Linked DNA regions of Homo sapiens: region 1 is linked to region 2. A link is a loop called in an ENCODE intact Hi-C map of the cell type or tissue named here. Cell type or tissue: OCI-LY7. All regions are shown on one strand. Each heading gives the region's core, and the rest is flanking DNA. Links, peaks and the distances in the headings are about the cores only. Region 1 overlaps MSI2 (musashi RNA binding protein 2). Region 2 overlaps MSI2 (musashi RNA binding protein 2).

Region 1 (10,610 bases), core at 1,408-9,407, 71 kb after region 2:
CAGTCCTACCGTAGAGAAAACAATTCAAGTGCGGGACCTGCTGACAACAGGTCAGGTGTGTCATCTCCACACATAAGAAAAAGCAGCAGAGTCGATCCATCTTTCAGCATCCCCTAATGGTACTAAGCAGCATGTTTAGCTGTTATTTCAATAAGCCTTATTAAGACCCAATTTTCTTGGGTCTTCTTTCAGATTCTGCAACATTAAAAGCCTCGCTGCTTAATTACATTAGGAGCACCTGTATATATTATGTGCAATAAATCAACTTTAATTTACCACCACACAAGGCTATTCATCTTCTCTGGGTTATTTATTGCTCGGTATTATTGGTGGTGAATTGTATCCTCTCTGCTATACGGAAGAATAGTTGGGGTAAGAAAGCCAAAGCTGTATTTCAGAACACTCCGGGATGCTGATCACACATGTACACAGCGAAAAGGAAAGAAAAAGAAACATATAAGCGAATCTTGGCAATCTGCTCCTTGCTATTTTCCTAAAACACTCCCCAAACATTTTGATGTTTTCTTTTGCACGCATGCACACACATACCAGTTACCCGCTGAAACGACACAACCTGCAAAACAGGCCCACAGCTCTCGCCGGCAGAATTGAGTATGGGATGCTGGCTGAGCTGAAAAACAGGGACACTCCATGGGCCAGAGGAGACAAGTCTTCCCTCATCTGCTGCTGCCCCCAGTCCTAACGATGGGGTGCAGCCAGGACCTGACACCCAGGGGCATCTCGCAGAGGTTTACACCCAGGACACTGACGCAGGGCCCAAATCAGGCCCCCCAGCGTGGGCAGAACTGTTTCCCAGATAATCCAAGGTGGAAGACACTTCTCCTTGTGATGACACGGGGGCCCTTCATTCTTTAAGAATCTGACCAACACTGCCATTGAAGGAGCCACCAGGTTATATGCGGGCTCCCTGCAATATCACCACCTGAGATATTAAACACTGAGTCCTGGGCCCCAAGACTGAGACACCGATTTCAGCATGCCCAGGAATGGGTTCACCTGATTTTTCTGCATAGTAAAGTCTGAGAAGCACTTTCCTAAAGCCTCAGGAGCCAGGCTAACCATCTATTATAGAATAATATAACCAGGCCAGGGACAGTAGTTCACACTTGTAATCCCAACATTTGGAGAGGCCAAGGCAGGAGGATCACTCGGGGCTAGGAGTTAGAGACCCCCACCTGGGCAACATAACAAGACCCCATCTCTACAAAAAATTTTTAAAAATTAAATGGGCATGGTGGCATGTGCCTGTAGTGCCAATACTTGGGAGGCTGAGGTGGGAGGACTGCTTGAGTCCAACAGTTGGAGGGTACAGTGAGTTATGATCACACCACTGCACTCCAGCCTAGGTAACAGAGGGAGACTCTGTCTCTAAAAAGAAAAACTAAAATAAATTAAAAAGAATAGTGTAACCAATGATAATATAATTAAGGATGACTTCCTTACCCCTGGCCAGGCTATAGGCTCAGCCCTTTTCTTGCACAAATTCCTCAAGATGACCCCAGAGTAGGTACTATTACTCTCATCCCCATGTTATAGATGAGAAAACTGAAGCACAGAGAGATTAAATAACTAGCCCACAGTCCCACCTCTATAACTGGCTGGGCAGTCTGGTCCCTGCATCCATGCTGTCAACCATGGGCTATACTGCCTCTCCAAGGCCAGACTCCCCACACCCTCTCCAACTGGACAACCACCTTCTTTGGTTCTAAGCAAAAGAGAGGCAAAAGTCACCAAGACATCATGGGCTCCGCTTCTACTCCATAAAGCCATCTGGTTCTCCTAAGTCCAACATCTAAAACTACTTCATGGCAACTTGCCGGCAACACACAGTTCTGTCTCTGAGCTTCCCACCAACGTGATTCAGCGAGCTTCTCACAAGAGCAGGGTGCACCGGGCTGCCGGGCAGCACTCCTGCAGCAGAGGGAAGCCAAATCACTGGAAGCCGAAGTAGCATCACTGAGTGTTTCACGGCCTCCTCCTTCTCACCAAGGGAGCTGTGATGGATTTTATGGCACACAAGTGACTTTTTTACAAGCACAGCAGCAACCTCCAACTTTCATCTGATAATTTACCTTTAATCAGGGCCTAGAAAAATCCCTGGCCAACCAATCCCACCAGACAGCTCCTTCCAGGCTCGTCTTACAGACGACAGAGAGAAATAAAAGGGAAGAGAGGACGGCAGAGTCCTGGCAAGCAAAACTTTTTTTTTTTAATGAATTCATTTCAAATAAAAATCCATTCAGTGCATGCAGAAAAGCCAGTCCCTCTGAGTGACAAATTTGTGTGTGCCAGGGATGAGAGAGCAAATCAAACTCGTGGAGCTTGCAACCAAACTCCTAGAGGCCCAAACACAGGACTGCCAAGAGCCCAGGAGTGCAGAGTCATTCTGCTAAAAGAAGTTCCCACTCCAAAAAGCTCTATAGAGATGCTGGCCTGGGTGGAAACGTCCCCTCTCCCTGCCCTTTCACTTAACCAAAAGGGAAGACCAGCAGGAGCCGTGGAAATCAAACCCAGGGCATGTGGCTAGCCACCTGCGGGAGGCTGGGGCCTGGACCAGGTGATCTCTCCAGGCACTTTCCTGCTCTTGAATTTCATGAATATTTCATTGTCCAGGTTCCAATCCATGCAGAACAGAACCTCAGAAAACATACAAATATTTCCCCTTCTTATAGAGAAGTGACCTATAGTGCTAGACCAATGACTCTCATCTAAGGGTGACTGTGTCCCCCAGGAGACACGTGGCAATTGCTAGCTGTCACAACCAGGGAGGGATTGCTACTGGCATCTAGTGGGTAGAGGCCGGGGATGCCGCTAAACATCCTACTACAGATACAATGCACTCCAATGCACCCCCACTTCCCCAACCTCCACCCTTGCAACAAAGAATAATCTGGCTCAAAATGTCAACAGTGCCAAAGTTGTGGACCCCTGGCCTAGAGCACAGAAGGTAATCAAACGCTCACACTCCCAGCCTTCCCACAGCCTCCGTTCCCTGTAACACCACTCACTCCCAGCACCTCTCTAAATCAAGCAGGAATTAGAAACCAAACTGCACCATCTATCATCTAGACACTGGGATCCACCCTCAGCTGAGAGCCAAGGGTCTGTGCTGATTACAGCCAACCTCCCTCAGTCTCCGGTGCACGCTGCTCTCAGGCAGAGGCCAGAGAAAAGGATGATGACCCAGGAGAAGCTGGGACTCTGTGAGGCTAACTCTCAGTTTAGCAAACACCAGGAAGGTTAGGGGGAAGATTCTGTAGAGAAAGTCAGAAGGGTACAACTAACCTTTCAGGGCCTGGAAGGCTAAACAGCACACTCGGGCCTCTCGGTCCAAAGCAGTAAAATCAATGGTGTAGGGTTCGGTAACTGCACGACCTCCTCCCTGTCCCAGCGACAACAGCTGGGTCCAGGCTGGCTGCATAATCAACACTGACTAAGCACCTAACAGATGCCAGGAATTGTGCTACGTGCTCTACAGAAAGTTCTGTCTGTTCCCAGAGCTGCCACACAAGTCTTATTATCCCCATTTTACAGATGACACACATCAGGCTCAGAGAGGTTATGTCACTTGGCCAGGTCACATAGCCAGGATTCAATCCCAGAACTGTCTCCAAAGAACAGGCCTATCTACCATACCACATTGCCTCTCTTCTCCCAAACATCCCACCCCAGACAGAGGGATGGAGGAATAAAGGAGGAGGAGGAGGCTCAGAATCCTCCTGGAGCTCCTCCTGCTCCTCCTGGTGCCGCCCTGGCCTGCTCTCCCACACTCCCCACTACTGCTGTCTCCAGGGGCTCATCTGACCACATCTGTTTCGTCTATAGGGTCTCTCTGGGAAGATGGCCCAGTGCATTCCTTGCACTCCTTACGCACAATGGCATTGCCAGCACAGGACTCTGATTTCATTCATAACCGGCCGAAACAGACATCCTGCTCCGCTCTAGGCAGGGGCTGCCATGGAATCCATTTGACTGCCAGGCCGGCCAGGTGTGCAGTTTGCGAAGGTTTCAACCAGGCAGGGAAAGGGCTTTCCAATGCCCCACGTAGGAGCCGAAAGGCAGAGAAGCACCACAGGCCTCTTCCCTGGGCTAAAGTCCCAGTACCCAAAGCAAACCAGAGGACCAAACACCTAACACAAACCAACAACCACAGGAAAGCAGCAGCGGCCAACCAAGCCCAGGAGAGTCAACATGCAAGACTCCGCGACTGAGCAACAAGTTAGGATGGTAAGCCCCGGCAGTCCTCCACCCGCAGACAGCCCCTCACACACACTATTCTGTCCCCCACAGGACCCCTTCCTTGAGGCTGGCCGAGAGGGACCCATGGAAGGGGTGCTAGGCCAGCAAATTATATGGCACCCAAACTCAGGCCCAGCAGGGCTTCCAAGACACACAGGACAGCCTCGCCAGGCTGGGTGTTCACTGAGGGAAGCAGTTTCACACTTCCTTTCCTTGGGCCTGCACTAATTTCCCACACTCACATTGCAAGGAGGCATTCTTGGGCTCACGGGGCCCTCAGAAAGGGTCCTATTATAAAGGTTCAGCAAATTAAAAAAAAAAAAAAACAACTTTTTGAGACCACTTATTTGTAGGGTACTATAGAGATGATAAATATGGAGCAAAAGGGGCTGCTTTTTTTCTTTCTTTTTAAATTTCCAATGAAGAAATGTGGCTTCAAAACTCTCTGCGGCGCGAGCCAGTTGCCTCCAGGCCAGCCTCTCCCTAGGCCTTGCTTTGTTTCTGGGCATCACACTCTGACCTGCAGGACCCGCACTTGGCAATCAGCTTAAACCTACCTCGGCATTTTAATGAGCCAGACTGCCATCTCCTCCCACACTGCCCGCTCTCTCCTGGAAGAACACACCTTTCCTAATTCTGTTTGTTCACCAGAAAAATAAATAAATAATAATAAGCGGGGGAGGGGGTGTGGGTTTACTGGAAGGTCATTTTGCCTTAGGAAAGGAACAAATTAAGTCGAGGCTCACAGTGAGCCGGGAAATACATTCTCCATCAGACAAGCGACCTTGGGGCCTTCGGTTTTAGGCGGGAAAGGTCACTGGTAAGGCAGCCCCTTGTTTATGGAGCCCGGATACCAATGACGTGGTCACCTCCGAGAAGCACAATTACCAACAGGGGCACGCCAAACTCTTTTATTGGTTACCTCTTAAACACTCCAGAAATCTGTCCAAGTCCTTGCAGAATAGCAGAAAACAAAAGTGCTCTCAGCAGGAGGGGGAAGCCAGGACTCGATGATGAGCAATTAGTGAATCAATGACTCTCAGAGACACTGATTTAGACCAGCAGTTCTTATTAGCGACCGTCGAGGAAAATGCAGGGACACACAAAGCTTCCAGGAGAGACTAAAGCTTTAAAAACATTTTTTTAAAAATCACCACAAACTGCCTTCAGAGCTTCCCCCTAAAACACTTAAAATGTGTGCTCAGTCTGAGGAAAAAAAAAAAAAGACTATTTGTTGTTTCCTTAATGTCAAAAAAACAAGTGAAACTACAACCACTAGTTCTGTCGCCCCACATGAAAATTATTCTCTCAAAATCCCAAAAATGAGATAAGGAATTAGGTATTAGACAAAAGAAAGAAAGAAAAAATAAAGAAGAAAGAAGGAAGGGAGGGAAAGACAGAAAGAGGCTGGCTAGCTAATATGAACAGCATGAACTTTTTCTTACCCTCATCAGATTGCAGGAATATAAAACAGATTGGTCTCCACTCCCACTCCATCCATGTTGAATAAAAAGATACTGATTCACGTGATAAGACGTATTCTTTAGTACTTTCTTAATATAACCCCTCATCATCTAAACACCTGTTCGGAAAATCAGAACTACACAACAGAAAGTGAGTGGTAGGAGGCTTGGCTAACTGACGGGCAAGGAGAAAAGAAAACATTTCTAAAAATATAATGATGCTTGCTAAGAAAATAGAGTTCCATGTACACAGAAATTCTCAGGAATACCTACTTGGGGAGACGTTCCTGTAACTGTTTTTAAACATTCAGTTCCATCCCACAGAATTCAAAACACCTACTAAGAACACAGAAGCTTCCCAGGCATGACTGTGGGGGCCGGAACCTTCCACAAACTTTATTTGAAGGCTGCTAATAACATGCAGCTGGGCATACTTTCCCCACACCCCAGCCTCTCCTGAAAAGTGCGCCCTCCCACCACCACCTTCCTTTCTTTCTGATTTTGTGAATACCAGCGAACGCTGAGACAATGCGGTTCACCGTGAAAATGGAAAACCGCAAGTTGGCCTCCTCAGCAGCAGCCAGCCCCCAGCCAAGGGCCCTCTGCAAACTTCCCCTTTATTTGTTCCTTGGTTTGGTTTCTGCTGGGTTGCTAATCTATTTGCTCTAAGCTATTGGAAGAAGTCGGCAAAAGAAAACAAAAAGGCTTTCTTCCTAGCAGGGGAAAAATGGGTAACCTTGAACCCAAAGAACCCTCCCTCCCCTGAAACTCCGGCTACTCTGAAAGTTTGTTGCTATCTAACCTTGAAAACAGTATGTGCCTCAGGGTCCCCTCCGCACTGGGCTCTAACAAGGATGTTGACGGTTCCTTATCTAAGGGGAAGGATGCAAACAATTTTTTTTAAGGTGAAAAGAAGAAACTTCTAAGAAACCGACGCCAATCTATGCACAGAAAAACCTCCCCTATCCTCCTACAAGTCTTCCAGAAAGGGGAGGGGTTGAAGAAAGAGAAAATCCAAAAACTGATCACTGCTAAGCTCCATAGTTTCAATAAATTGTTACCAATGTTGTCTTCGAAGGCAAAAAAAAAAAAAAGGTCATTTTAATTCTGGTTGAGGAGGGCATAGGGTAAACCCCTGGCCAACTTGAGCTTCTCCCATCCCCAGCAGATGAGGCTGAGGTTGATCCAGAGGTGACCTGTGCCAACAAGCCCTCCCCCAATGGGGGCAGATGACGCCATGAAGCCCCATGCTTCTCATCTCCATGGTGACCCCAAAAAACAAAATCAACTCTACACTAGGAGACACAAGAGTCCCATCAACTTAGAAACTTTCTTCTTCTCAGTAATAGTCTCCTACAACATTTTAATGAAATACTTTTTTAAAAATTGGGGTCAGAGTGTTTTACGTGGGATTACAGTCAAACCACATCTTCCCATCTCTTCGTACTTATTCACTTAAAAATATATATATGCTGCAGATTTCAAAGTGGGCTGTGACTGCACAGCTGTAGGGAATGAGCTTGTCAAGAGAAAAAACACACAGGCACACCTCTAAAACACATACATAAAGCACACAGATTTATTTTTTGTTTGGAGTGAGAGACACATCAGTTCGAGTTCTAGGCCAGCAGCTGTACTACAAACGTTTCGGGGTGGCGGGTGCGGGGTGGATGGCAGGGGCAGGGGGAACACAGGAGTGAGCCTCAAGGACAGCTGAAATGAGGGCCACCTTCGAAACCCTGCAGCCAGGCGTCACCAGGACTACCATGACCGGGTGGAGGGCCCAGCACAGCCAATCCAACTCTTTCATTAAAGAAGGGAAAAAATTCAACAGGGATGAAAAGAAACCAATACTTGGGCAATGCTCAACTCAGCGGGCCCCTTTTGAGAATTAAAAAGGAAAATAAATCTGGGGCTGTGTCGATCCAGAAAATCAGAGCAATGGGCTTCCCTGTTGAGAGGAGGCCACTTGATTCGCCTGAAGTTGACTATTTGTGTTGGCACTAGATCCCCTTAAAGATTGTTTACAAATACAGAGCAATCAATATTTCCTAACCCAAGGGTCTCCGGGATAGAAACATGGACCTGCTGGGCACAACGTGAGTGCTTCCCATGCGTCCCCACGCACCTGCCACCCTCTGCTCCAAGCCTGGGACACACATTCCCCTGGACCCGGCAGGCCCCACCTGAACCACGCTTCCGGGAGTGCGCGTGCGCGTGTGGTCTTCTGCCTCCTTTAACCTCCTTCACTGGGCTGTTCATCCCAGACTAAGCACCAACTTGGCTGACTCTGGAGCCTAATTTTCTCCTCCCATGCTTTCCTAGGGCCTAAATCGAGTTTTTTTGTTTGTTTGTTTTTTGTTGTGTGTTATCATTTCAGTATTGTTTCTAGTTGGGGGATTTGGAAGAGGCTGTTTCTTTCCTCATCCTCTCTCTTCCTTTCTTTCCTTTATATCTAAACACATTTTCACATGCTCTTTAAGTGGCTTCAGGTTTGGCATCCATCTCAAACACATCTATAATGGATCAGGAGCCCAAAATCTGTTTCCGATTATAACAGACAAATCAAGCCCCCCTGAAGTTGGAGGCGGGGAATGGGGAGAAAAAGTCTTTAATGGGTCAGCGATACAAAGGGACTTCTGGGGTTCTGCCCACAAAGGAAGCACTTCAGCCCCAGGGGCTGACATTACTGACTGACCCTGTGCGGCCTCTGCTTATAAACTTCCCAGCACTCACTCCAGAGACTTTACGGGCCAGATTCCGCCCTTAGTGAAATGGCATTTTCTAGAAGTCCCGGTGAGTTTGAAAGGGAAAAGAAAGGGAGTGGAGAGGAGGCACAGAAGCCCCCTCCTCTTCCAAAAATGGCAAGCCCCCACACAGAGAACACAGCTGCAGGAAGATTAAAAACATTTTATTATTTAAAGAGGTACAGAGGGTTACTGGACATGGGCAATTTAAAATTAAATACAACTCTCGTCACAGCCGTTTGCAGTTAAAGGTGAACATGGTTATTTTAAAAGCAAAATCGCCCTGCCAGAAGGACTGCCGTTCAGCAAGGGGCCCAGATGCCGCCTCAATTATTAAAGTCGTAAGCTGGCCATTCAACTGCCCTGACGGCAAGTCTCTTCTAGAGACAGAGTTCCCTGAAAAAAAAAAAAAGTCTGCCCCCCACCCCCCAACCCCAGCCCAAGCATAAAGTAAACGCTTTAGAGAAAGTGAATAATATCTTGTCACGGAGGTAAAAGACTCAATTATAAAACCTTCAGAAAGATTCTCAAGGAACATCTACCTACGGTGACAGAGACTTACACAAAACCAGAAGACAAGCTAAAATATTTCTCCCCTATCCACCCCTACCTACTCCTACCCCTAACAAAACAGAACAGGGAGAGGAAGCAGGGAAATGGGGGAGAGGCTGCCATAAAAAAATGATCTCGAGACCTGGGCACTTATCTGACATAAAGCAACATCCTCCAATCCTGAAAGATGAGCCTGCCACACACACACTTCTTTATCATCTCAGCAAGAAATATGGCTCAGGAGGCCAGCACTAATTTTAGTATCAGATTTATTATACAGCAGGGGGCAGGAATTCTTCAGGCCTGTGCCTTGTCTCCCAGTGCAGGACTAAACTGCCTTCAGGATGGCTCCTTGGAGGAGCAGCAAGGCTAACAAATAGAAACTTCTGGATTCCTGATATTCAGGAATCCTTGGAAAATACGCAACTGGCCCTCCAAGCTGCTTCCCAGTCCTTTCAAAGCCTCTGTGGGTGCTTCTAAGAGCTCCCCACTCTGAATAAAAGACCACAACACACATCTCACTTGTTTGAAATGAACCCGTCACCCCAAGCAAAGACAGGAAACCCCAAGGTCATAAAGCAAGGGTACACCAACATAGTCTGAAACCAAATCCAGTAGTGACAACTCCTAGTCTCCCCGCTTTGATCTGAAGGGAGATAAAGCTAGGGAAGTCAAAGCAGTGACAAATTTAAAATGTTGACATCCTCAGCCAGCCACTCCAACCTCGCTGCACATAAAGCCCTAAATGGATGGAAGACACATTTTCAGGTTGTTTGATCTCACTCAGGCTTCCCCACCTCCAGTTTCTGGACATCCTTTTGTCTGCTTTTGGCCCTGATTTTTCTCCAAGTTATCCCACGGAGCAGGACTGTCACTGGTAGCCTCGGCAGTTGTCAGTCAACCTGATTGCTTTACTCCAGAAGGCCCTTTTTACACAAAAGGCCTCACTGAGGCAGAACGGGCTCACCTTTGATTTGTTCACCTCTCACATGTAAAAGCAGCTCGTACGCCTCTCCCGAGCATGGCTGCACTCGTGGAAAACTGAAACGCAGTATATTGGGAAACAAGGCTTTTTAAAGCATTCTCTGGAAGGCAAGATCCTAGCTTGGGTTCTGCTCGAAGAAAGAGCTAAACAGAGCGAGCTGGAACAGAATTAGCCCCGAGAACCCAGGGATGGAGGGAGAGTGGCAATACCAATTTGCTGGAAGGGATCTGGAGAGTAAACGAAGAGGAACGTTTGGATTGCAAAGATAGAAACAATTCACTTTGCATCATTTTCAGTCTTTGGAGTTCAGTAGGGAAGTATGATTATCAATCCACCAGAGAGACGGGGAAGAGTGGCCCACATGAGCTCAGAATTGGCTGGTGATGGCGTTGCAGGTAGTAGAGGTGCTGAGAACTGACACTATATCCCTCACGTGATGCTCTCTTTAGAAGATCAGGCTCTCCCTGGCTAACTATGGCCTTCAGCCCTCTAGACAGGAACCTGCTGGACCACAGGGGAGTGGGCCTTGCCATATTCCCATAGGTTGAGCACACACAGACTAGCAAACATCAAACACCAATAAGCCCTCACACACCTGGTATG
Region 2 (10,610 bases), core at 1,739-9,738:
GCTACCATGCCCAGCCTATTATGTTTTTACAGTGGTAAAATATCCATAACATAAAATCGCCACTCTTTCTGTCACAGAGCTCTTTTTGTCACAGAGCTCCCCACCCCCTTGTGACCTAATAAATAAAGTTGCTGAGTGATGTCATAAGGGGTGGGGAGCTCTATGGATTTGACTGCTCTAGGAACCTCATATAGGAGGAGCCATAATCTCCTTTTGTAACAGGCTGATTTCACTTAGCACGTCTTCAAGGTCCATCCACATTGTAGCATCTATCGGAATTGCCTTCCTTTTCAAGGCTGAATACTATTTAATCATATGTCTATCACATTTTGTTTATCCATTCGTGTATCAATGGACATTTGGGTTGTTTCCACCTTTTGGCTATTGTGAATAATGCTGCAATGTATGTGGGTATACACATGTCTGTTCAAGTCCCTGCCTCCAAATCTCTCATGTATATAACCAGAAGTAGAACTGCTGACCACACAATAAATCTATGTTTAATTTTTTGAGAAACTACCACAGTGCTTTGTACAGTGGCTACACCATTTTATATTTCCATCAGCAACACGTAAGGGTTCCAACAGCCTTCATTTTTAAATGGAAACTTTATAATCATAATTCATGCACTTGGGTTGAACATCGCATCTCCTGACTCTTTTTTCATACAAATATTCTATGAGTAGCATTATACAAAGACAAGCACTTTAGTATGAATTTTTTTTTCAAGTAGAAAATATCAGAGGGGTGGCATGTAAAGAGGGAAAAGAATGGGGGGAAGGCACAGCTCACAGACATAAAGAATAAATCTGGCACTTTTTTCCCCCCTAGAACCACATGGCTCCTCCAACTCAAAGCCTTAAGTTCAAAAAATTTATGGACTAAAACTTCAGAACTGTAAAATAAAATTGTTAGAAAATGCTGTTGCAACAGTTGACGGATCATTACAACAGCCACTTAGCAAGCCATAAACTCACTGGGCAAACAGAATTGGGTCAGATATTAATTTCCACAATGGGAGGGTAACCAGAGACAAGTTACTTCGCCATCTCTCCCTTTTCTGATCATCTGGTGAGCTTCCATTGCAGGAATGCCACAGGATCTTCCGTTTAGGAAATGAAGGCTGCAGTTCCCTCAAATATAAACAAAGACAAGATTTCCCATATCCAACACTATTACCGAACAAAATGGAAGTGCAAATAGAAATATACGTTTAATTTAAATGTCTGAGCCCAGCTCTGTTTCTACAAACTGCAATTTGGTTCCACATTCATTCCCTGGCCATTGAAAGCCAACCTCATTTTGTTTACAAAGATACTGCCCACCACTGGGTTCCGTGCAGTTCCACGAGCCATTCACATATTCTCAGTTCCAGAAGGAAAAGTCAAGACCACAGGCCAACAAGGTAGACCCCTTTCCTAATAGCCAATTATCCCAATCCCAGAGATAAATTCTGGCTTTTCCAGGAGACCTCAGTTTTATGTATTTTCTAGATTTTGACCAAAATAATTTGTAGAAATATGTAAGAAAATGGAATTCCATTTTTCTATCTTTGTAAGCCTGACCATACACATATATAAAATGATCCAGGACAGGGCCTTAGGGCATGTGTTCCAATTTTGGGCTCAGAACGTACAGTCAAACCTTGAACAACACAAGTGTAAACCATGTGGGTCCACTTATATGTGGATTTTCTTCCACCTCTGCACCCCTGAGACAGCAAAACCATCCCTCTTCTTCCTTCTCATCAGCCCACTCAATGTGAAGATAACAAGTCTGAAGTCCTTTATGATGATCCACTTCCACTTAAAGAATAGTAAATATATTTTCTCTTCCTTATGATTTTCCTTTTTTTTTTTTTTTTTGAGACAAGGTCTTGCTCTGTCACCCAGGCTTGAGTGCAGTGGCATGATCTTGCCTCAATGTAACCTCTGCATCCTGGGTTCAAGTCATCCTCCCACCTCAGTATCCTGAGTAGCTGGGACTACAGGCATGAGCCACCATGCCCAGGCTAATTTTTTTTTTTTTATTTTTTGTAAAGACAGGGTTTCACCATGTTATCCAGGCTGTCTCGAACTTCTGAGCTCAGTCCATCTGCCCGCCTTGGCCTTCCAAAGTACTGGGTTTACAAGCATGAGCTACTGCACTCAGCCATGATTTTCTTAACATTTTCTTTTGTCTAGCTTACTTTATTGTAAAAATGCAGTATATAATACATATATAAAGCATGTGTAATCAACTGTTGATGTTATCAGTAGGCTCTAGTTGATGATAGGTTAAGTAGTTACATTTTGGGGTACTCAAAAGTTATACGCAGATTTTCAACTGTGCAGGGGGGCCGTAACCCTTGAGTTGTTCAAGTGTCAACAACATATTAACTGTGCACAACATACCCCCCACTCAGTTCAGCTAGGATCCCTTCAGAAAGGAAGCAGATGGGAGATACTCCTGACCTCCCCATATTCCGAGTTAATATTCCACTTGTTACAATCCATAGCAAATTTTATGGACAAGTTATAACCGTCAGAATTAAGCAGCTCACACAGAAATCTGCATCTTCACCTTAACCATGTGGCATCTACGCATCCCATAATTAGCCTCTGCTGAATGAATATTAAGTTGTACGCAGGTACAAAGGGTCAATTATATCACCAAATGAAGAAAAGAGAAGACACTTGTCTTGGCCTCTGGTTCTGTCTTAAATTAACTTTTAATATTGAACAAAATGTTATATTCGCTCTTCCCATATTCTAAAAATTTCTCTTCTGTGGAAGCAATAAGATATTTTTAAAATTTAATAGAACTAAGAAACTGTAGAAGAATCACTCCATGGGCATAAAGCCTAGTTCTAACATTTTCTCTTCATGGGTTCACACAAAACACTCAGAAACACTGCCCACCTCAGTGCTACCAGATTAAATGAGTTGAGATGCTATGGCCCTCACGGGCCAGGAGAGCATCTGGGGACAAGAGACAAGTCAGCTGTGCAGCTAAAAGTGGAACCTGGAGCCCTTGGACAGCCCCAACAAAGCCAAAACCCTACTCAGCAAGGGAGAGCCCCTAAACCAAGGGCTGACTAGCCTCTCCTAGAGATCAGAGGCTCGGAGAAGTTAGGAAAAGGCAAAACTGTTCAAGAGAAAAAGTTTCACCTATTATACCCCTGGGCCTCAAGCCCTTTCTGATGTGAGGCAGGGTAGAAAATCCACCAATAAACAAATTAAACACACAAGCACGAGCATGTGGCAGCAGCCCAGCTCCTTCCTTAAGTCCTAAAACTGCAGTCTAAGGAAGACCCAGGCTTGCTCCAAGTAGCTGCAGACATCTGGCTTCTGAAGCCCCCATCATAATAAAACATGGGTGCAACCCCCAGTGCCTCCTCGCCTGCTCTGGGCAGCCACTCCCTCACCACACGTGAAGGCACGGAGCTTTCTGGAAAACAGGGTCTACAGCACTTCTCTGGTGCCAAACCCTGGGACACCTGAGGATTTCCTAAGAGATAAGATGGAGGGCCAGGCTCCCTGAGTTGCCTGTGAAGAGTTTCCCAGAATACCCCACATCACAAATAAAGGTGCTGAGTGGCATCACGAGGGGTGGGGAGCTCAGCATAGTGGGTGACAGGCTAAGGCAGCAAATAGGAGAACACTCATAAAGAAATTTTAAACTATATTCATTGCAAAAGAAAGCAGAGTAAGCCAACCATAAAGGAAATGGTAGTGGGGTCACCAAGGGCTCGACAGGGCTTCAGCCAGGGCCTCAACAATTGGGATTTCCGAAAGGGAAGCAGCAATGCCTGCTGTAGCTGCCAGGATCCTATAGTTTGGGGTGTCATCACTTGACCTCAGCCACTGGATGGCAGATGCAATTCCCCTACCCATGACTGGGTACAAACTTTGCCATCAAGTGCTATTAATCTCACTACCAGCTTTTATTGAGGACTCACTCAGACAACCTTGGCAGGGAGGCAGTACTGGGACATCCATTTTATAGTTGAAGAAACTAAGACTCAGACAGGTAAGTCCGCCCCCCAGAATTACAGAATTACAGAAGTTGGTAACTGGACTTGGAGCCTTTGTCTTTCTGACTTTAAGACCCATGCTCTTAACTATCAATCACCCTATTCTATCTCCCTTGTAGCTGAATTCAATAATATTAAAGCTGAATTCAATAAAATTAAATTTTAAAAATAAATAAAGATTAAAATGCCCATATTGAGTTGGAACAAAGATATGCCACCATGAGACCCAGACAGCTTGATGGGCTGGCTCTCAGCAGAGATGTGCCCCACTCCCCAAACCCAAGCAGTGGGACCTAGGGGATTTGGGGAATCGGAGAGAGTGCATAAGATGCAGGGTCATTCCTCCGGGAGTGGCGGGAGAAAGGAAGGGGCCCCTGCCACTGGGATGGCAGGACCACCTGTTCACCTGCTCTGCTGAACAGTTCCCATTCTCCCACCCAAGTTCTGGCCAGCAATGGCATCAAGAGACTTTTGTGGGTGAACAGAGTTGCCCTCTATAAAACCAATCGCAAAGTATAAGGAACAGCCCTCTATAAAACCAATCTCAAAGTATGAGGAACACTCCTCAAAAGATGATACGTTGCTAGGGCTGGGCCCTAGCAACATATCATCTTCGATTTCACCTACAATCTTCTTGACCATATTTACATTTTAACATGTACAACACTTTAGGTACAGACACTTCTATAAAACTGTTAGAAGTGCAATGAAAATCAGCACTTCTTTTATTTGTCCTAAAATTATTTTCCTCAAACCTTGTACTTATGGTTTTCATGGAATTTGTGTGACCTTCCCTCTTTTAACCTCACTGGGCCATTTCATTTGCACAATGAAAGCTTTGATCTAACAAACCTCCAAGGCCCCCTCCAAACGCTAATGACTAGGATCTCACATCCCATATTCACCTTTCTAATACATCACTTTCATACTCAACCTTCTCCAATCTCACTTTTCCAAAAGATCCTTGTACTAGTGATGACTTTCTAGGATGACCATTAGTCCATAAGATGCCTTTGCATGAATCAGAAAAAGATGCTTCCTTCCTTCAAATGGACGCAGCCTGGCCTCAGAGCCTTGAGTCATTCAAGGTGTTACCTGGCAAGCCCTTAACCTTAAATATCATTGCAATCTTCAGAAGAGCCAGCTTCAGCCCATGAATGCAACCACCCAGGAGAAAAAATGCCTGAAGGAGTCATTCTGGTTTTACAGGTACAAATGCTGTCCATAAACACACACACACACACACACACACCCCCCCACACACACAGAAAAACCCACGAAGATCTTTCTCTTCTTCCCTCTGCCCTCAACTTTTCACTGATGCTTTTCTTTAAGGGCAAATAGTTGCCAAGGTCTATAACTGCAAGCTTTGCAACTCCCCGTGGGAGCCAAGCCTGCCAAGTGTGGTGCCTCAAATAGCAGCCCCCAAAGCTGTGGGGTTCACTGAGTATCATTCAAGACAGAAGCAGGAAAGCATGTGTGTGACCACAAGACCTCAGAAAGGAGATGGGGCTGTACAGAGATCCTGGCTGGATGATCAAGTCACTAAGGTCAAAGGTAAGGGCAAAGACTCAGTCAAGAGAAACAACAGAGCACCTTCAGCTCATCAAAAAAAAAGATTAATGTATTAATCGGAACACTAAGCATTTCTCCCTTGAGTATTTTCTCTTCCTATTTACTGATCAAATCTTTGTGAATGAAAGCACAATCCTCTTACTGGATCAAGAACGACACATACACAAAAGCCCCTCAACTGAAAAATCAAGTCGGGCAGGTCATGATTTCACCTTTATGTGAACAGGATGCAACCACAAAGGCCTGGATAGGGAGCTGGTGGCGCAGCTCCCACCAGCGTCATCGTTAATAAGTAAGCAGCAGCGGCCTATGCAAAGCTCTCCTCGCCCTGGCAAGCACACTGACCAGGTCTGAGCAGGCACGACCCAGCGGTGCCAAGAAAGCACAAGGTCTGGGGCAGAGCAGGAGGGAGGGGAGGTGTCTGTGTGCTGCCGAATGAAGCTCAAGTGGCTGGATCCAGCTCCGAAGGCCAGAAGCTCTAAGCAGCCCCTTCTACACCACACCACCCACTTCCTAATGTTGTTTTTCCCACCGGCGGTGGACTCTGACTCTGGGTGGCCTTGGGGGTCCTGGAGCTTAAGACCATGCAGAAGCTGTCACTCGGGAGACCAGAAGTTCAGAAGTAGGAGCTGCAGCCGCCTGGGTCTGTGGTTCTTGGCTGCCCCGAGAGGCAGTTCCTCTGCTTGGGGAGAAAGCAGGGTCTTTGTGGCAGTGAACAAGGCTGTCCTCAAGGAGAAACGGGGCCAGAGCTGCTTTGTTTTCTCAGGAAGGCCTGAATCATTAAGGAGAGAGCAAGCTCTCGAGCACACAAGATGAGAACAAATCAGCCCCGAGAAGCGGGGAAGGGTCTACTGAATGGGCCCTGGGCAGCTGGCCTGGGAGGTGCAATGTTGGAGCGTCTCAACCGGTCCAAAATAACCACACCAATTTGCACACGAATAAGCAAACACAAAACCCCAAAGCGAGGACATTCAAAACCGAAAGCAGCTGCTAATCACCTGTTTAATTTTTTTTTTCTTAAATTAGCTGCAACGAAGAATTTTCAAACTCTCAAATACAATACACGGCTTAACATTTTCATACACCTGTAAAACCAGTAAGTTAAATCCCATTACAAAAGACTCCAACTTATAAAGGAGCAGTTCAAATACAGTTCTTATCAAATATAAACAATGGAAAATGATTTAGGCATAAAACATCAGTCACTGGAAATTAACATTTGAAAAAAATTTTTTTACATAAAAACCATCTGTGTATTGAGATGGTGCACTCTGCTAAACCACAGGCCTAATTAGGAAACTAGGAACCAAGGCATTACAGAGCAATGCATTAAGTTTTGTGTGTTTTCGTCTTTGGGGGAGGGGGGATCTTGCTGAAATCTTATCAATACTGTGTTGTTCTTTCTTCTCTGTACATCTAAAATGATGTCTATGTCGGATTGCTAAGAGTGCTTTTGGCTGACAGACAAAACACAACTTGTCTTAGTCTGGGGTGGTTCTCCCTGCTGACGTCCCCACCCAAGGATAATCTGCTTAAGAGTCCAACCAGGGCATCAAAGTTATCAAGAAGATAAAAATGAAGAAACATGCCCGCCAAAAAAGAAGTTATGCAAAGAGGGGAGATCTGGTATGTGTGGGTAGTAAGGTCCAGAATTAAACCTTTCTTTCCCCGTCACTCTCTTTCCTAAGCAAAAGATTAAAAAAGACTGGCCAGGCACGGTGGCTCAAGCCTGTAATCCCAGCACTTTGGGAGGCTGAGGCGGGCAGATCACCTGAGGTCAGGAGTTCGGGACCAGCCTGGCCAACGTGGCGAAAACCCAACTCTACTAAAAACAGAAAAAATTAGCTGGGCGTGGGGGTGGGTGCCTGTAATCCCAGTTACTTGGGAGGCTGGGGCAGGGAGAATTGCTTGAACCCGGGAGGCAGAGGTTGCAGGGAGCTGAGATTGTGCCATCGCACTCTAGCCTGGGAAACATAGCCCATGTCCTAGCCTGGGAAACATAGCCTATGTCATCTAAATGCCACTTTACATCTTCCAAAGTATTTGATGGATATCTTAGTTGATGCACCCAGCTCAGAAACTAAGTCTCAGAAAGGTTAAATGGCACATCCAGGGTCACAGAGCAAGTTATTAAAAGGTGAGCCAGAGTCTGGAACCCGCCAGGCCCTGCCTGCCCCCATGGCCTCTCAAAATAGCATTGCCAGAACAAGGGAGGGGGTTTGGCCCAACCCTCAGAGCAAAAGAATCATGTGGTCATGATCAGTGGTAACCACGAAAATCAGCATGTGATTATAATTCAGGAGTCTGTGTTTTGAGGGTAAAGACACCAGTTCCACTTGAGTTTTGGCACGCATCCCTAACAGAAAGGTCTGAGGCAGAAAAGGAAGAGAAAAATAAGGGAGACCAAAGAGGACAGACCAAAGCTGGACATACACTGTTGTGTCTGTTCAGCACCCCTGTCTTCAGGGAACCTACCCAGTTCCAAGGGACTATCCATCACAGACTGGTCCAAGGGCTGGACCTGTGACCTAAGCAAGGCCAATCAGGGAACTTTCCTGACAGTGATATGCAGATGCTGAAAGAAAGCAGTACTATTTCCATGGGAGCTGCCAAGCTCCTATGTGCATCCAGAATCCTGACGGCCACTTCACCAACTCATGGAAAACATTTACGTGCAAAAGGAGTGAATGAGGCCAACCCACAGAGAAAAGGAGAGAGGAGAGATGAGGGACAGAGAGAGCCATGGTGACATCACCGGAGCCCTGGGACCAGCTGTGACAAAACCAGGAAAACTCCTGGACTTTACAGTTATGTGGGCCAAGGTATTCTCCTTTCTGGTTGGGTTCCTTTGAGTTGGGTTATTTGAAACCAGAAGGATCCTGACTTATGACACAGAAGACAATCTTAAAAATATGCTGGTCACAGACTCCACATTTTTCAGACTATCTTTATTTTCAACACTCAGTTTTGTGGCCCCATAAAACCACTTCCACTCTTGCCTTCTAGAGTCTACTCTGCCCAGCAGCTAGAGAGATCTTCTCCAACAGTTAATCATACTGCATCATTCTCTGGCTGCTCGAATCCTTCCAACAACATCCCATCGCATGCTCCTTTGTATTAATACAAGCTCCCAGGCTCCTTGTATCTGGCCCCTGCCTCTCTCCTCAAACTCCTCTCCCACCCCCTTCCTCATCACACCCTCTCTGCTCTCACCTGCACTTCCTGGAGGTTCACACTTATCAAGCTTTCTCCTATCTCAAGATGTTGCCTCTGCTGCTGCCTCACCTAAAGTTCTGGCGACCATTCCCTCCCTTAGTTCAGATCTCTATCCAAATATCACCTCCCAGAGAGACATCCTTTAAACACCCCTCCCCCACCTGGAATCAAATTTTATATTCACTTATCATCTCTCTTAGAATGTAAGCTCTCCCAGGGCATTGACCTTGACCATCCTGCTCACTTCTGTATTTCTATTGCCTGGCCTCTCTACCACTATTTATTAAATACACAAAATTCCAGTGTTGTGGCATTCAAACACCTTCCCAGCCATTCAAAGAGCAACATGGGGTCCTGGGCCATACCACGTCCTTACACTTTCCACACCAAAACTAACATCACCAGAGCTATGCTACTGACTAGGGGTTGGCAAACTATAGCATGCAGTCCACATCAGGTCTGCCATCTGTTTTTCTCTTACCTGAGAACTAAGAATGGTTTTTACTGACAAACATCTATAACTGACTTGATAATAGAAAACAGTAACTTTGTACTCCAATTCAGCAAAATGTTATGCCCCCTGAAACAAAATCCATTCTTCTCATTAGCAAATGTGTATTTTAAAAAACTGTACTCAATAATTGTCATTATATTTTGAATTTCATCAGTAAAAATTCTCCGTAAATGTTTTCTCTCTTGTTATGTTAAATACCTACACAAAATCCTCAATATTGCATCCTGATCCCTGAAAGCCTAAAATATTTACTATCTGGACCCTTTACACACATAAAAAAAAAGAGTTTGCTGATCCCCATGACAGACTTACTGCTCATGGATGGGGGAAAAGGAGACTTAATAGGTCAGTCCAACCCCTGCACCATCCAGGACCAAAATTAATGAGGAAACAAGAGAACCAGGTCTTCGAATACTCTTAATGTTCTGAGACCCAAGGAAAAAATTATAATCAGACTAAATCTTCAATCTACTGGTACTGGAAGCTCTTAAATTCAAGGACCCTCCAGAGGAAATAGATACTTTGACTCAGCAAATGCTCCTACAAGAGAAATGGCATCACTGGTACCACCTACATCTCCACCAACTACTCCCTAAATAACAAAGGAAATAAGAGTCTACGATTTCCCTTAGAATATCTTAGGTAAATGTCTTAGGAGCTCCTCCACTATCTGTTCCTAACTGAACCATGTATCAGTGCACCAAGTCCATCTTTAGCCTTGTGTCCTCCTGGGCACACAAGTCCTTAGTACAACCCCAAGAAAACCCAAGGAATCACATCGAATCAATCAAGCCTCCATCCAATGTGGAAGTCACAGCCATGCCTGCTTTACACCTACCCACAGTTGGTCCAAGGAAGACTTAAACAGGAGCAGTGGGTACAAGTGAAAACCCACTCCCATTTGGTCAGTACAACTCCGATAATGGTCTGGGGAAACACAGGAGGCCAGGCTATACTTGAGTTGCCAGAAAACTAAAGGAATGAAAAGTGTCCTTCTCTGGAGGAGAGCGCATTTTCGGGAGCTATCTGGGGAAAGATGGGCCAATGAACTGTTGATATTCAAATCATCATTAAATGACTCAACTTTCCAGAAATAAAAGGCGTCACAGTGGGAAATTCTCCATCTTGACTTTTTTAAAGCTGCAGAGCAGAGAACCGATTAATTTTTAAACATTTCTTTAAAATTACAAGAGTCACCCTCACCCAGTCCAGTCATTACTAATTTCCTACTCTCCACACCCTGATCCTTAACACCGCCCTGTGAAATTGCTCAGTGCCCAGCAGGGCTGA

Evidence for each region. Hi-C counts contacts between places; a loop is a spot of excess contacts. Peaks named below come from ENCODE experiments on the same cell type or tissue, not always from the same donor. Only the 100,000 strongest peaks of a DNase experiment are listed, where the experiment ranks them.
Region 1: it touches region 2 in a loop (9-fold over the local background); 4 of 110 quality-filtered maps call a loop at or near these places.

Annotation. Positions count from the first base shown.
Region 1 is chr17:57,281,108-57,291,717 of GRCh38, reverse strand. All of the region lies in intron 5 of MSI2 (musashi RNA binding protein 2), which reads right to left. Among named protein-coding and RNA genes, the nearest start is that of MSI2, 30 kb to the right of the region's middle. RefSeq lists a silencer at 2,909-3,084 and an enhancer at 6,611-6,880. In OCI-LY7, for the core only: a CTCF peak has its summit at 6,177; DNase peaks (open chromatin) are centred at 5,837 and 6,297; H3K4me3 peaks cover 1,879 bases; H3K27ac peaks cover 2,292 bases.
Region 2 is chr17:57,352,862-57,363,471 of GRCh38, reverse strand. The region is part of intron 5 of MSI2 (musashi RNA binding protein 2); the gene reads right to left. Among named protein-coding and RNA genes, the nearest start is that of MSI2, 100 kb to the right of the region's middle. RefSeq lists an enhancer at 8,471-8,520. In OCI-LY7, for the core only: no CTCF peak of the experiment used is centred there; DNase peaks (open chromatin) are centred at 5,461, 5,871, 6,511, 6,871 and 4 weaker places; H3K4me3 peaks cover 4,220 bases; H3K27ac peaks cover 7,396 bases.